Regions from separate parts of the Homo sapiens genome. Here all the other regions are linked to region 2. Evidence: chromatin contacts called from ENCODE Hi-C or POLR2A ChIA-PET data. All regions are on one chromosome and are shown on one strand. The core of a region is the stretch at or near the end of the contact, and the rest is flanking DNA. Distances in the headings are between cores, read along the strand shown.

The links. A loop is a pair of places that touch in the nucleus more often than their neighbours do. ChIA-PET counts read pairs that join two places held with the same protein, here RNA polymerase II (POLR2A). Pooled maps may share reads with other maps.
Region 1: a loop to region 2 is called in a pooled map, with 4 times the contacts of the local background. The contact joins the promoter of LINC01816 here to the promoter of SNRNP27 in region 2. A Hi-C loop is called at or near these places in 5 of 50 pooled maps. POLR2A ChIA-PET finds 5 or more read pairs at or near these places in 10 of 52 experiments (CD4-positive, alpha-beta memory T cell, GM12878, H1 and 7 more).
Region 3: a map of PC-9 shows a loop between it and region 2 (5-fold over the local background). The contact joins the promoter of ANXA4 here to the promoter of SNRNP27 in region 2. A Hi-C loop is called at or near these places in 3 of 168 maps with a recorded cell type or tissue (PC-3, PC-9 and mammary epithelial cell), 2 of 37 single-sample maps with no recorded cell type and 12 of 50 pooled maps. POLR2A ChIA-PET finds 5 or more read pairs at or near these places in 8 of 52 experiments (A549, AG04450, RWPE1 and 4 more).

What each region holds. Positions count from the first base shown.
Region 1 is chr2:70,123,918-70,128,074 of GRCh38, forward strand. It overlaps LINC01816 (long intergenic non-protein coding RNA 1816), which reads right to left and starts at 1,399. Exons shown (of 2, transcript NR_024444.1): 1 at 1,129-1,399; 2 at 119-508. RefSeq lists an enhancer at 1-693 and a silencer at 1,020-1,314.
Region 2 is chr2:69,892,642-69,896,537 of GRCh38, forward strand. It overlaps SNRNP27 (small nuclear ribonucleoprotein U4/U6.U5 subunit 27), which reads left to right and starts at 1,315. Exons shown (of 6, transcript NM_006857.3): 1 at 1,315-1,377; 2 at 2,453-2,573; 3 at 3,795-3,896. The coding sequence starts at 1,344. RefSeq lists enhancers at 940-1,875, 1,618-1,677, 1,876-2,810.
Region 3 is chr2:69,740,327-69,744,194 of GRCh38, forward strand. It overlaps ANXA4 (annexin A4), which reads left to right and starts at 1,808. Exons shown (of 13, transcript NM_001153.5): 1 at 1,808-1,849. RefSeq lists silencers at 1,447-1,626, 1,837-2,076.

The DNA of each region.
Region 1 (4,157 bases), core at 149-2,648, 230 kb after region 2:
ATCATCGTGCCACTGTACTCCAGCCTGGGCGACAGTTCGAGACCTTTTCTCAAAAAAAGAAAAAAAAAAGTTGTTCAAGTTGTGTAGTGCACGGGAGGAAAGAAGTATGACAATAACATAGGACAGCAGCCGGCTCTTTTTTTCATCAGGATGTGGAGAGTGGGCGCCTTGGGAAGACGAAATTGAGTATGTGCGGGGGAGGGGTCATATGAAACAAGGTCGGGAAGGGGGCGGGGAGAGCTGGGGCTCTGGAGGAGCTTGGGGCTCGCGCTGCGGGGGAGGAAGCGCCTTCCGCGGTCGCTGGGGGGAAGTGGTTAGGAGGAAGCACGGGCAGTGGAGGGGACTGCTGGAGGGTCCCATCTGGGAAAGCAGGCACGGATGCGGGGACATTTCCGCCCGTCACCCTGGCAAAGCGCTCGCAGGGCTGGAGGGACAGAGTTCTCAGATCCAAGTAGAGAAAACCGGGAACGGTTCCGGCTCTGGGGACTGACATTCATCGCGGCAGTTTCTGGTGGCAAAACAGAGGAAACAAAGGAATGATGAAATGAACTGAGCTGCCTTCATGCCCCGGATGAATGTTCAGCCATTAGAAAAGAGTGAATCCCAGCTGGGATTTGGGGTTCCACGGTGTACTAGAAAAGCAAAACAAAGAGAAGCGCCTACTAGATGCCATCTTGGAAAACAAAAGCAAACGTGTGTGTGTGTGTGTGTGTGTGTGTGTGTGATGTTACATGGGCATGGGGAAATTACGGAAGTAAATACTAATGCTTGTGGCCGGGCGCGTGGCTGACGCCTGTAATCCCAGCACTTTGGGAGGCCGAGGCGGACGGATCACGAGGTCAGGAGATCGAGACCACGGTGAAACCCCGTCTCTACTAAAAATACAAAAAGTTAGCCGGGCGTAGTGACGGGCGCCTGTAGTCCCAGCTACACGGGAGGCTAAGGCAGGAGAATGGCGTGAACCCGGGAGGCGGAGCTTGCAGTGAGCCGAGATCGCGCCACTGCACTCCAGCCTGGGTGACAGAGCGAGACGCCGTCTCAAAAAAAAAAAAAAAAATACTAATGCTTGTGTAAATTGGGATGGTGGAAAATGAGGAAGAGGGCGGCAGGGGAATCCTTAGTACTTACAGAGAAAACGGAGCAAGTGTACAAGCACGCCAACCCCCCCGGTGCCCAAGCTCGGCGCTCACGCGGCTAGGATGACGCCCGTGGGACGCCCCAGGGGCCCTGCTCGCAGCCACTCTGCTCAGGGTCATTTATAGTCTCTCCGTTCTTTGTTAAATAAAGACGGTGAGACACGGACGGGCTGGAGCCGGCAGGGGTAGTGGAGGGCAGAGGGGACGGGTCGGGGCGCCCCTCGCTCCTGCCACGCTGCCGCCGCCCCAGACAAAGACAGCTGCGTACGGCGGGAGCGCAGGGGCGCCTGCGCGCAGGGCCTAAATCGCCTGTCCCGTCTCCCCCTGACGCCCACACACCCAAGCGGCAGCCCACTCCCCTTCTACCCCGCAGCCATTTGCTTCCCACCCCTTGATTTTCTTTTTTCTTTTCCCCTCCCCTCAGCATCCCCCCAACCTCCTCTGATACACTTTGGCTAATTGTCTAATGAATTTACCTATTCTAGGTATTTCGTATAAGTGGAATCATATAATATTCGTCCTTCTGTGTCGGCTTATTTTGCTTAGTACAAGGTTTTTTATTTTTTATTTTTTTTTCTTTGAGACACGGTCTCGTTCTGTCGCCCAGGCTGGGGCACAGTGGCGCTCAGCTCACTGCAACCTCCACCTCCGGGTTTCAAGTGATCCTCCCACCTCAGCCTCCCAAATAGCTGGGACTACAGGTGCGCTGCCACCACTGCCTAGCTAATTTTTGTATTTTTGGTAGAGACCAGGTTTCGCCATGTTGCCCACGCTGGTCTCCAGCTCCTTAGCTCAAACGATCCTCCTGCCACAGCCTCCCAAAGTGCTGTAATTACAGGCGTGTGAGCCACCATGCCCGGCCACTTAGCATAATCTTTTCAAGGTTCATCCCTGCTGCAGCACGTATGAGAACTTCATTTCTTTTATTGTATTTGTGGTAATATGTACACAACATAAAGCTTATTTTAATCAATTTTTAAGTGTACAGTTTAGTGGCACTAAATAGTCACGTGGTTGTGCACTCACCACCATCATCCATCTCTAGAACTCTTCCATCATCCTAAACTGAAACTCTGTACCCGTGAAACAACTCCCTCATTCCCCTCTACCCAGCTCCTGGCAACCACCATTCTACTTTCTGTCCCTGTGCACTTGGGAGCATCACCTTTCTGGGACATCTGCAACGGTTCTCTGGAGGATTGTCTCCCCTTTTTTAAAAATTTATTTTCTTTTCTTTCTTTCTTTTTTTTTTTTGGTAGAGAAGGGGTTTCACTTCATTGCCCAGGCTGGTGTCCAACTTCTGGGCTCAAGGAATCTGCCTGCCTTGGCTTCCCAAAGTGTTGGGATTACAAGCATGAGCCACTGTGCCCCGCCTGTGGTCTCATTTTGGAGGGCAAGAGGGATAGAGATAGCCATAACCTGGAGAATATTGAGATGTGGACAACAAGGATGACAAAATTTGGTCCTATGAGAAATCATCTGTGAGGAAGAGTGGAGAGAACTGAGCTTGTTCAAGACAGTGAGGTCCTGGGATGATCTCAATTCATGTAAGAAAACCAGGAAGCAAGGAGGTTTCAGTTTATCAACAGATTTAAAAGGCGCAAGCCTTTTGATATAACTAGAGAAGAGAAGACTCAGGTGATCACACAGACTGTCTTCACCCAAGTGAAGGATGATTATGTAGGAAAGTGGATAGAAGATGCTGTCAACAGAAATGTAAACAGAATCATGTTAACAATTTTTCAGTAGGCACTTTTTTTTTTTTTTTTGAGATGGAGTCTTGCTCTGTTGCCCAGGCTGGTGTGCAGTGGTGCGATCTTGGCTCACTGCAGCCTCCTGGGTTCAAGCGATTCTCCTGCCTCAGCCTTCCGGGTGGCTGGGATTACAGGCATGCCATCATGCCCGGCTAATTTTTGTATTTTTAGTAGAGACAGAGTTTCACCTTGTTGGTCAGGATGGTCTCAAAACTCTTGACCTCAGGTGATCTGCCTGCCTCAGCCTCCCAAAGTGCTGAGATTACAGGCGTAAGCCATCACACCTGGCCAATTTTTAAATTAATAATGAGAGGCTGGGCATGGTGGCACACACCTGTGATTCCAGCTACTCAGAAGGCTGAGGTGGGAGGATCGTTTGAGCCCAGGAAGTTGAGGCTGCAGTGAGCTGTGTTCACACTAGTGCACTCCAGCCTGGGTGACAAAGCAAGACCCTGTTGAAAAAAAAATTTTTTAATAATGAGATATCTGACATTCTTTTTTTTACACTTGGTCTCTGAAATCAGGCTGGCTACATGTGAAGTGCTCTATAGCTACCTGCGGTCACTGTATTGGACAGTGCAGGGTTGGAAACTGGACTTAGGAGTCAGGGCTGGGTTCAAGCCCCACATTCCATCCCTTACTAGGCTGGGTAACTAGGCACATTACTTAGCCTCTCCTATTTCTGTTTCTTCATCTACAAAATGAAACTAAAAATAGTACCTACTTTATAGGGTAATTTTGTGGATTAATGGCACATGAAGCATATGGTGCATGTTCAGTAAATGTTGGCGATTATTAGCAGTAAATTTGGTGGTTATTGAATTAGTGACATTGCAGTATCACTGTTAGGGTGACCTCCATTCCCATCAGATGATGTGGCTTGAAGCTATTCCAAACGGGCAAGGTTAAAAAACAATAGGCAAACTGGGAAAACCTATTTGCAACACACATGAAAACAAAATGTTGTTATTCTTGCTATGTAGGAAGTGCTTGCAAATAAATAAGAAAATGAATACCAATGGAAAATTCAAAAGAAACAAACATCTGAAGTGATTTTTTTTAAAGACCCACTTTAAATAAGTTCAACTCTCCTTGGAATCAGACATAAAAATAAACAAAAGACATTTTTTGTTGTTGTTGAGTAACAGATCAACAGCCAGAATTTGGTGGCACCTAATATTGAAGAAGGTGTGGGGAGATACCTTCTCTTTTTAAATAAAGATTTCCTGAAGTTTCCATTGTTATATCTGACCACAGACTATCCAGA
Region 2 (3,896 bases), core at 65-2,564:
CCAGCTCTTTGTATTTTAAAAGCCAGGTCACTAGACTTGATAATTCTAGAGAGAGCTGACTGAAAAGAGTTGGTTTGATTAGAAACAGAGGTTCAACACTTTTACACTGTTGGTGGGAATGTAAATTAGCTCAACCATTGTGGAAGACAATGTGGTGTTTCCTCAAAGACCTAAAACCAGAAATACCATTTGACCCAGCAATCCCATTACTGGGTATATACCCAAAGGAATATAAATAATTTTATTACGAAGATACTTGCACGCATATGTTCACTGCAGTACTATTCACAATAGCGAAGACATAGAATCAACCCAAATGCCCATCAATGATAGACTGGATTAAAAAAATGTGGTACGTATACACCATGGAATACTACACAGCCATAAAAAGGAACGAGATAATGTCCTTTGCAGGGACATGGATGGAACTAGAAGCCATTATCTTCAGCAAACTAACACAGAAACAGAAAACCAAACATTGCATGTTCTCACTTATAAGTAGGAGCTGAACAATGAGAACACATGGGCACAGGGAGAGGAACAACACACACTGGGGCCTGTAGGGGGAGGAGCTGGGGAGAGGGAGAGCATTGGGAAGAATAGCTTAATAGATGCAAGGCTTAATGGGTTGATAGGTGTAGCGAACCACCATGGCACACATTTACCTATGTAACAAAACTGCACATCCTGCAAATGTACCCTGGAACAAAATAAAATAAAATAAGAAATAGAGGTTTGAGTCTTTCCTGGTAAGCATATTTATGCTCTACCACAGACGGTTCAGCCTTGGGGCAAGACAGTCTTTCTCCTAATTTTTGTAGTTTTGAACATTCTAAAGTTTTTGTTGTTGTTGTTGTTGTTTTCCCTGAGGACAGAGGCAACTTTGGGGAAGTACTTTGTCGGGTAGGATGGAATCTGGGGCCTTTAGTTTTCCTTCCAAGAGCCCATAGGAGGTTTTGGGTGCCTTCTCAATGCTGGCATGAGAAAATATAAAGCAGATGGACAGTGAACTTTGGTATATTCACTCCTTATGAATGTTATGTGGAAAAGTGGAAGAACATAAGCTGTTTGTCTATGCTATGTTTACAATTGGTTTGCTCTATTTTGTGCATGTGGACAAAAATGGGGGAAAAATGAAAGCTGTGTTAGGATAATGGGTATACGGCTGAATTTTCCAGGAATTTCTATAATAACACCAAATCGCATGTTTTAATGCCCACCGTGAACAAAGAAGACCGGAACCCTCGCAACTCGTTTTGACGTTTTCTGGTCGGCGGTAAAAGCTCGGTTCCCGGCCCTCCCGGAAGTTGTTGCACAGTTGTTTCCGGGAAGCGGGACTCCAAATGGGTCGCAGTCGCAGCCGCTCTCCACGGAGGGGTGAGTCCTGTAGCAATTCGGAGGATATGGGGCTCTGTTGGAGGCCTGTCCCTTTTGTTTTATTTTGTTTTGTTTTTGGTAGCCGCGTAGCAGAGAGGCGGGCCCTTTTCCCAGGCGGAGAGCGAGGGGTGGATAAAGGAACGTAGACCTGGGCCCTGCCCTCTTCAGCCCGCCCTCTCCGGTTTGAAGGCAGTTGTTTGTCTCTGAATTAGTTTCATTAAGTCTTTGTCACCTTCATACAATAACTTTTATTACACTGTGGCCGGTGGGTTTAGAATTAGACCTCAGTTCCTTTGCTGAATTTCTGGGCGACGGTGGGCAAGTCACTACTCAGCCTTTCTGAATCGAATTCCCAGAATGAGTCATTGAGGGTAGTATTGCCAACTTTTAAAAACTGATGTGAGAATTAATGTCACATCCCATAACATACAGTATGTGATTCTGCCTGGTTCTTAAATACTTAATAAATGTTAGATTCCTGCCCAGGTCATTACAGGGAAATCGATATTAAGAATTTTGAGTCCTGGGAGCTCACTTCGTAATGTTTTCTGGCTACCAGCCCCATAAATGAGGCAGCGCGACGTAAAGAACCCTGGACTTCCATTAGGAGATCTAACTTAGACCCTCGGTTCTGCCCCTGATTCGTTTTTTTTTTAAATCAATTTATTTATTTTTAATGAGACAGAGTCTCGCTCTGTCGCCCGCCCAGGCTGGAGTGCAGTGGCCGATCTCAGCTCACTGCAACCTCCACCTCCTGGGTTCAAGCGATTCTCATGCCTCAGCCTTCCGAGTAGCTGGGATTACCCGTCCGTGCCACCACGCCTGGCTAATTTTTGTATTTTTATTAGAGACGGGGTTTCGCCGCGTTGGCCAGGCTGGTCTCGAACTCCTGACCTTGTGATCCGCCCGCCAGCCTCACAAAGTGCTGGGATTACAGGCGTGAGCCACCGCTCCCAGCCTCTTTTTACCTTTTTAATGTGACTAGTAATGGTTTGCATTATTTTTCTACTGGACGGCGCAGCTCTAGATATTTGAGGTAATTATCAGTTCTGCAATTTGTGTGCGTTTGCATTAGAACGTAGGCGTTCCCGGTCCACATCCCGGGAGAGAGAACGCAGGCGCCGAGAAAGGTCCAGGTCTCGGGAGAGAGATCGGAGAAGGAGCCGCTCGCGATCCCCGCACCGAAGACGCTCCCGGTAAGGGCAGAAAATAAGCCAAGAGTTTTATTTACCGAAAGTCCCTAAGAAACTGGTCGCAGCTCTTAACTTTGTTTTCATCGCTTATAAGGGGATTTACGGTTTCCTGAAATGGAGGAAACTTAATCCAACCTTATTCTAAAGCTAACATTCACCTTGGTTAAATGGTGCTAATAGTACTCTACATCACAAAGTTGTCTTGAAAGAGTAAGTAAGAAATAATGCATGCAAACCCCAGAGCATGGTGCTTGGCAAGAAAAAGAAATAAGTATTTTATATTTTTGTTTCTTTCTTCCGTTCCTTTCCTTTCCTTTTCTTTTCCTTTTCCTTTCTTTTCCTCTTTTTTGAGACGGAGTCTCGCTCTGTCACCCAGGCTGGAGTGCAGCGGCGCAATCTGCTCACTGCAACCTCCGCCTCCCCTGCAATCTCTGCCTCCCCTGGTTCAAGCAATTCTGCTGCTGAGCCTCCCAAGTAGCTGGGACTACAGGCACATGCCACCACACCCAGCTAATTTTTTTTGTATTTTTAGTAGAGACGGGGTTTCAACGTGTTAGCCAGGATGGTCTTGATCTCCTGACCTCGTGATCCACCCACCTCGGCCTCCCAAAGTGCTGGGATTACAGGCGTGAGCCACTGCACCCGGCCTGTTGTTTCTTTTTTATTAACTTTTTGGTGATAATGATTTATTCAAGTATGTAATCAAGAATGGATGATCTTGGAAGAACATTAGAAATGGGCTCTGAGTCTTTTTTTTGGTTTGTTTTTTTTTTTTTTGAGAGAGAGGGTCTCCCTGTGTTGCCCAGGCTGGTCTTGAATTCCTAGGCTCAAGCAATCCTCCTGCCTCTGCTTTCCAAAGTGCTGGAATTAGTAGCGTGAGCCACCAAGCCCCACCTGGCTCTGAGTCTTAATAACCATCAATTGCTGTTTAAGTCAGCTTTTTTGTATATTTGTGTGTGGTTGTTAGAAACTTTTAATTTACATTTTTCTGCCTTCCAGAAAGCTTTCTAGCCCTAGTTGTACTGAATGCAACTGATGATTAAGCAGTAAACTACATTAAAAAATTTTTTTGTTAACAATCAAGGCCTTGGCAGAACCTTTTTCCTCACTTTGCTATACGGAATGACTCGTGGTTCTGTGGAGCTCACCTCATGTATATCTGTGCTGATTGATACAAAGTTGATATGTCTGTCTGTTTCTAACATCTTTGCTTATAAATATTAGATCTCCAAGACGACATAGATCCACATCTCCTTCCCCTTCTCGACTGAAAGAAAGAAGAGATGAGGAAAAGAAAGAAACAAAAGAAACAAAGAGCAAAGAACG
Region 3 (3,868 bases), core at 558-3,057, 150 kb before region 2:
CTCACCTGGCCTAATTGTTGCTTGTAAGGGATGCAGTGTCTCTCTAATCTTGCTTAAGAAATGAATTATCTGTATTTCATTTTTTTTCCTACTGTTTGACCTTTAATTTTTTGTTTTGTTTTGTTTTTGTTTTTGTTTTTGTTTTGAGACAAGGTCTCACCCTGTCGCCCAGGCTGGAGTGCAGTGGTGCAGTCATAGCTCACAGCAACATTGAACTCCTGGGTTTAGAGTGATCCTCCTGCTTCAGCCTGGCTAGTAGCTGGGACTACAGGCGTGGCTATGCACCCGGCTAATTATTTATTTATTTTTTGTTTTCTTTTCTTTTTTTCTTTCTTTTTCTTTTCTTTCTTCCTCTTTTTTTTTTTTTTTTTTTTTAGACAATGTCTCACTCTGTCGCCCAGGCTGGCGTGCAGTGGCGCAATCTCAGCTTACTGAGCCTCTGCCTCCCGGGCTTGGGTGTTTATCCCACCTCATCCGACTGAATAGCTGGGACTACAGGCGCATGCCACCACACCCGGCTATATATATGTTTTTTTTTTTTTTTTTTTTGAGATGGGATTTCACCACATTGGCCAGGCTTATCTCGAACTCCTGGGCTAAAGTGATCCACTTGCCCTGGCCTCCCAAAGTGCTGGGATTACAGGCATGAGCCACTGTGCCCAGCCTTAATTTTTTAAGTTATCATATGCAGATAAAAGAGGCAGAACCAGTTTTAGTATCCAAATCAGTCTGATCCTAAAACCCGTGCTCTAAACCATATTAAACCACCTTTTAAAATTACATCTTAATGAAATAATTTAATGTTACCTCTCCAGCTTTAAGGGTGCCATTAACCACTTAGATTTTGATGTGTCGGATGGAAAACACTCCCCAAACGGGCTATTCTCTGTTTTTTAAAAAAACTGAATTTGCCTATAGACTCAACGGATTCATTCTGCAAGCATTCACTACGTGGCGAAATCGGTGCTGGGCATGGGTGCAAAGACGACCTAGCCCTAGTTGGTGTCTTCAAGAGGCTGCGTCCAGCAGGGGAAGCAGATATGAAAACACAGAACTATTACAAGGGATGAGCGCCGCGCCAAGCCGAACCTGGGAGCTACGGACAGTGTCTAAACTTTAGTCACTCACAGGAGTACAAAGATCCGGGGCTGCTCCTAACTCCTACTCCAAAGCTTTCCTGGCCTGCTGGGCGCACAGGGAAGAGGGAAGTGCTGGAAACTTTTGGGAATGTGTGTTTTCATGTGAAAGAGGGGAATGAAATGTATCCTTCAGATTTCACTTTCTACTTTTCCGGCCACGGGCTCGGCACGACCTGCCGTTGGGAGACGAACGGTTTCCCGAGGTGGGGGGAAGCGCGGATTTGCCGCGGGACTCCGGCTTGGCGCGGAGCTGGGCGCGGCAGGCGCAGGGAGGAACTGGCGAGGTGGCCCGGGCTCGGCCCTCCGAGGGTGTGGAGCGCCCGGGAAACGGGACCCCAAGAATCCAACTGCTCCCACCCTGCGCGGCCAGGAGCGGGGCTGGCGATACTGGGGACACTGTCCAATCCGGGCAGGGGGCGAGGCCGGGGGACCGGGCGGGCCTGGGGAGCAGGCACGTGTGGAGGGCGGACCCGCCGGGGGTCGAGGCCTGCCTCTCCGAGAGCTCCTGGCGCGGCCGTCCCGGCCCGGGGCCCCAGGTGCGCTTCCCCTAGAGAGGGATTTTCCGGTCTCGTGGGCAGAGGAACAACCAGGAACTTGGGCTCAGTCTCCACCCCACAGTGGGGCGGATCCGTCCCGGATAAGACCCGCTGTCTGGCCCTGAGTAGGGTGTGACCTCCGCAGCCGCAGAGGAGGAGCGCAGCCCGGCCTCGGTACGAGGGGTAAAGGGGCTCCGGGCCGGGGGTCCTGGGCTCAGGGAACGGGGAGCGTGGCCCGGGAGCGTCTCGCGGGGATGCCCGGCTCCGCGCTGCACCCCAGAGTGGGTGCTCGCCGCCGGCTTGCGGGCAAGCCCGGGCGGCCACAGGGTGGAGGGGGCCAGCGGGCCCTGGACTCGCTCCGGGTGGGCGAGAGGGAGGCGAGCGCGGTGCTTAACCGCTGGCACCATCCAGGACATCCAGGGCCGCTTACACGGCTCAGGACGCGGGTCAGAGACCACGGCAGTTATTTATTCAGTCCATGTGCTAGGCTTTGCATCAAAAAGAAAGGACCGAGATAATCTTGCCTGTAGCTAACTCCTCCTAACACCTCTTACAGTTTACTTTTTAATTCTTTACTCCATTTAAGAAACTTACTCCTTTCTCCTAGATCCTTACCACTTTCTTACCTTCTCGTGTGTCTAATGCCCTCGGCACAGTGCCCGGCACATCGGAGTCTGATTATTATAGGGTCCATGACTTGAGTTGGCTGGTGGCGCAGTCTCAGCATTTTGTCATGACTTTGACCAGCTGGAGACTTTGGTGCCAAGGAGGAAGGCTTCTCAACCATTTACCGGCAGAAGTGACCCCCGGGGCAATGCAAGTCTTCTGAGCTGACAGAGCAGAGTGGGTCCTGCATAACTCGTGCTTTACATGGAACTGGGCATCTGCTCTCTCCTGCTGACAGTGGGAAGGATAGATAAGGTGTCCCTCTCCAAGTTATCCATTCTCCTGCCCACCAGTCCATGACACCCCACCACCCCCTTCCACTCCCTACTGTTTGCCCTTTAATTTTTTGTTTTGTTTTGTTTTGAGACGAGGTCTCACTCCTGTAGCCCAGGCTGGAGTGCAGTGGCTGGATACAGTTCACTCTGCCTCCCAGGCTCAGGTGTTTCACCCACCTCAACCTCCTGAGTAGCTGAGACTACAGGTGCATGCCACCACGTGCCTATAGTCTCAGCTATTCAGGAGGTAACTGGTAACTCTATTGATAACCAAACCCTAGATTTTTTTTTTTGAGATGGAGTCTTGCTCTGTTGCCCAGGCTGGAGCGCAGTGATATGATCTCTGCTCACTGCAACCTCCGCCTTCTGGGTTCAAGAGATTCTCCTGCCTCAGCCTCCCGAGTAGCTGGGACTACAGGCGTGTGCCAACACGCCTGGCTAATTTTTGTATTTTTAGTAGAGATGGGGTTTTAACATGTTGGTCAGGCTGGTCTTGAACTCCTGACCTCAGGTGATCCACCTGCCTTAGCCTCCCAAAGTGCTGGGATTACAGGCATGAGCCACCGTGCCCAGCGGCCAAACCCTAGGTTTTTAGTTGCCAGGGAATTCTCAGACACAGGTGGAAGAGCAAGTAGGAGAGGAAGTGGACAGGGATAAGAAAACGGATAACCCCATGACCCAAGAGCTGCTGACTCTCCAGAGCCCTATCAGGCCAAGGCCATCCTCATTCAGCTCATGTCAGATTTCTGTTGATTGAAGATAGAGACACAAGTACACCCCTGCCCCCACCCACACATAGACAGGCACAGACACACAACTACTGGATCAAGGGCTTCTGTGAATTTCCCTCCTAGATGTTCTTGCATTTGGTTAGGGATAATGTTTCTCTGCAAGCAATTTAGAGAGTAACCCGCACAGTCAAGCCATGTACCACTCCAGGCCTTGGTGTTTAAAGGGTGAGCCTCCTGGTCATCCCCAGGCTCATGTCCAGTGGCATGTTTCTTTGTTTATGTCCAGCCACTCATTTGTTTTCCTGAGCTCATTTATTATCTGCTTTTAGACTAAGCCTGCTTTTCTCCAAGGGAGATAAAGATGAGTGGCAGGCACTGGGGATTGTGGGCAGTGTGCCAGGGAGTACCTGAAGTTCCAGAATAAACAAGGGGTGGGGAAGCCTGGGCAACATAGCAAGACCCCGTCTCTACAAAAATTTTAAAAATTACTTGGGCATGGTGACACCCACCTGTAGTCCCAG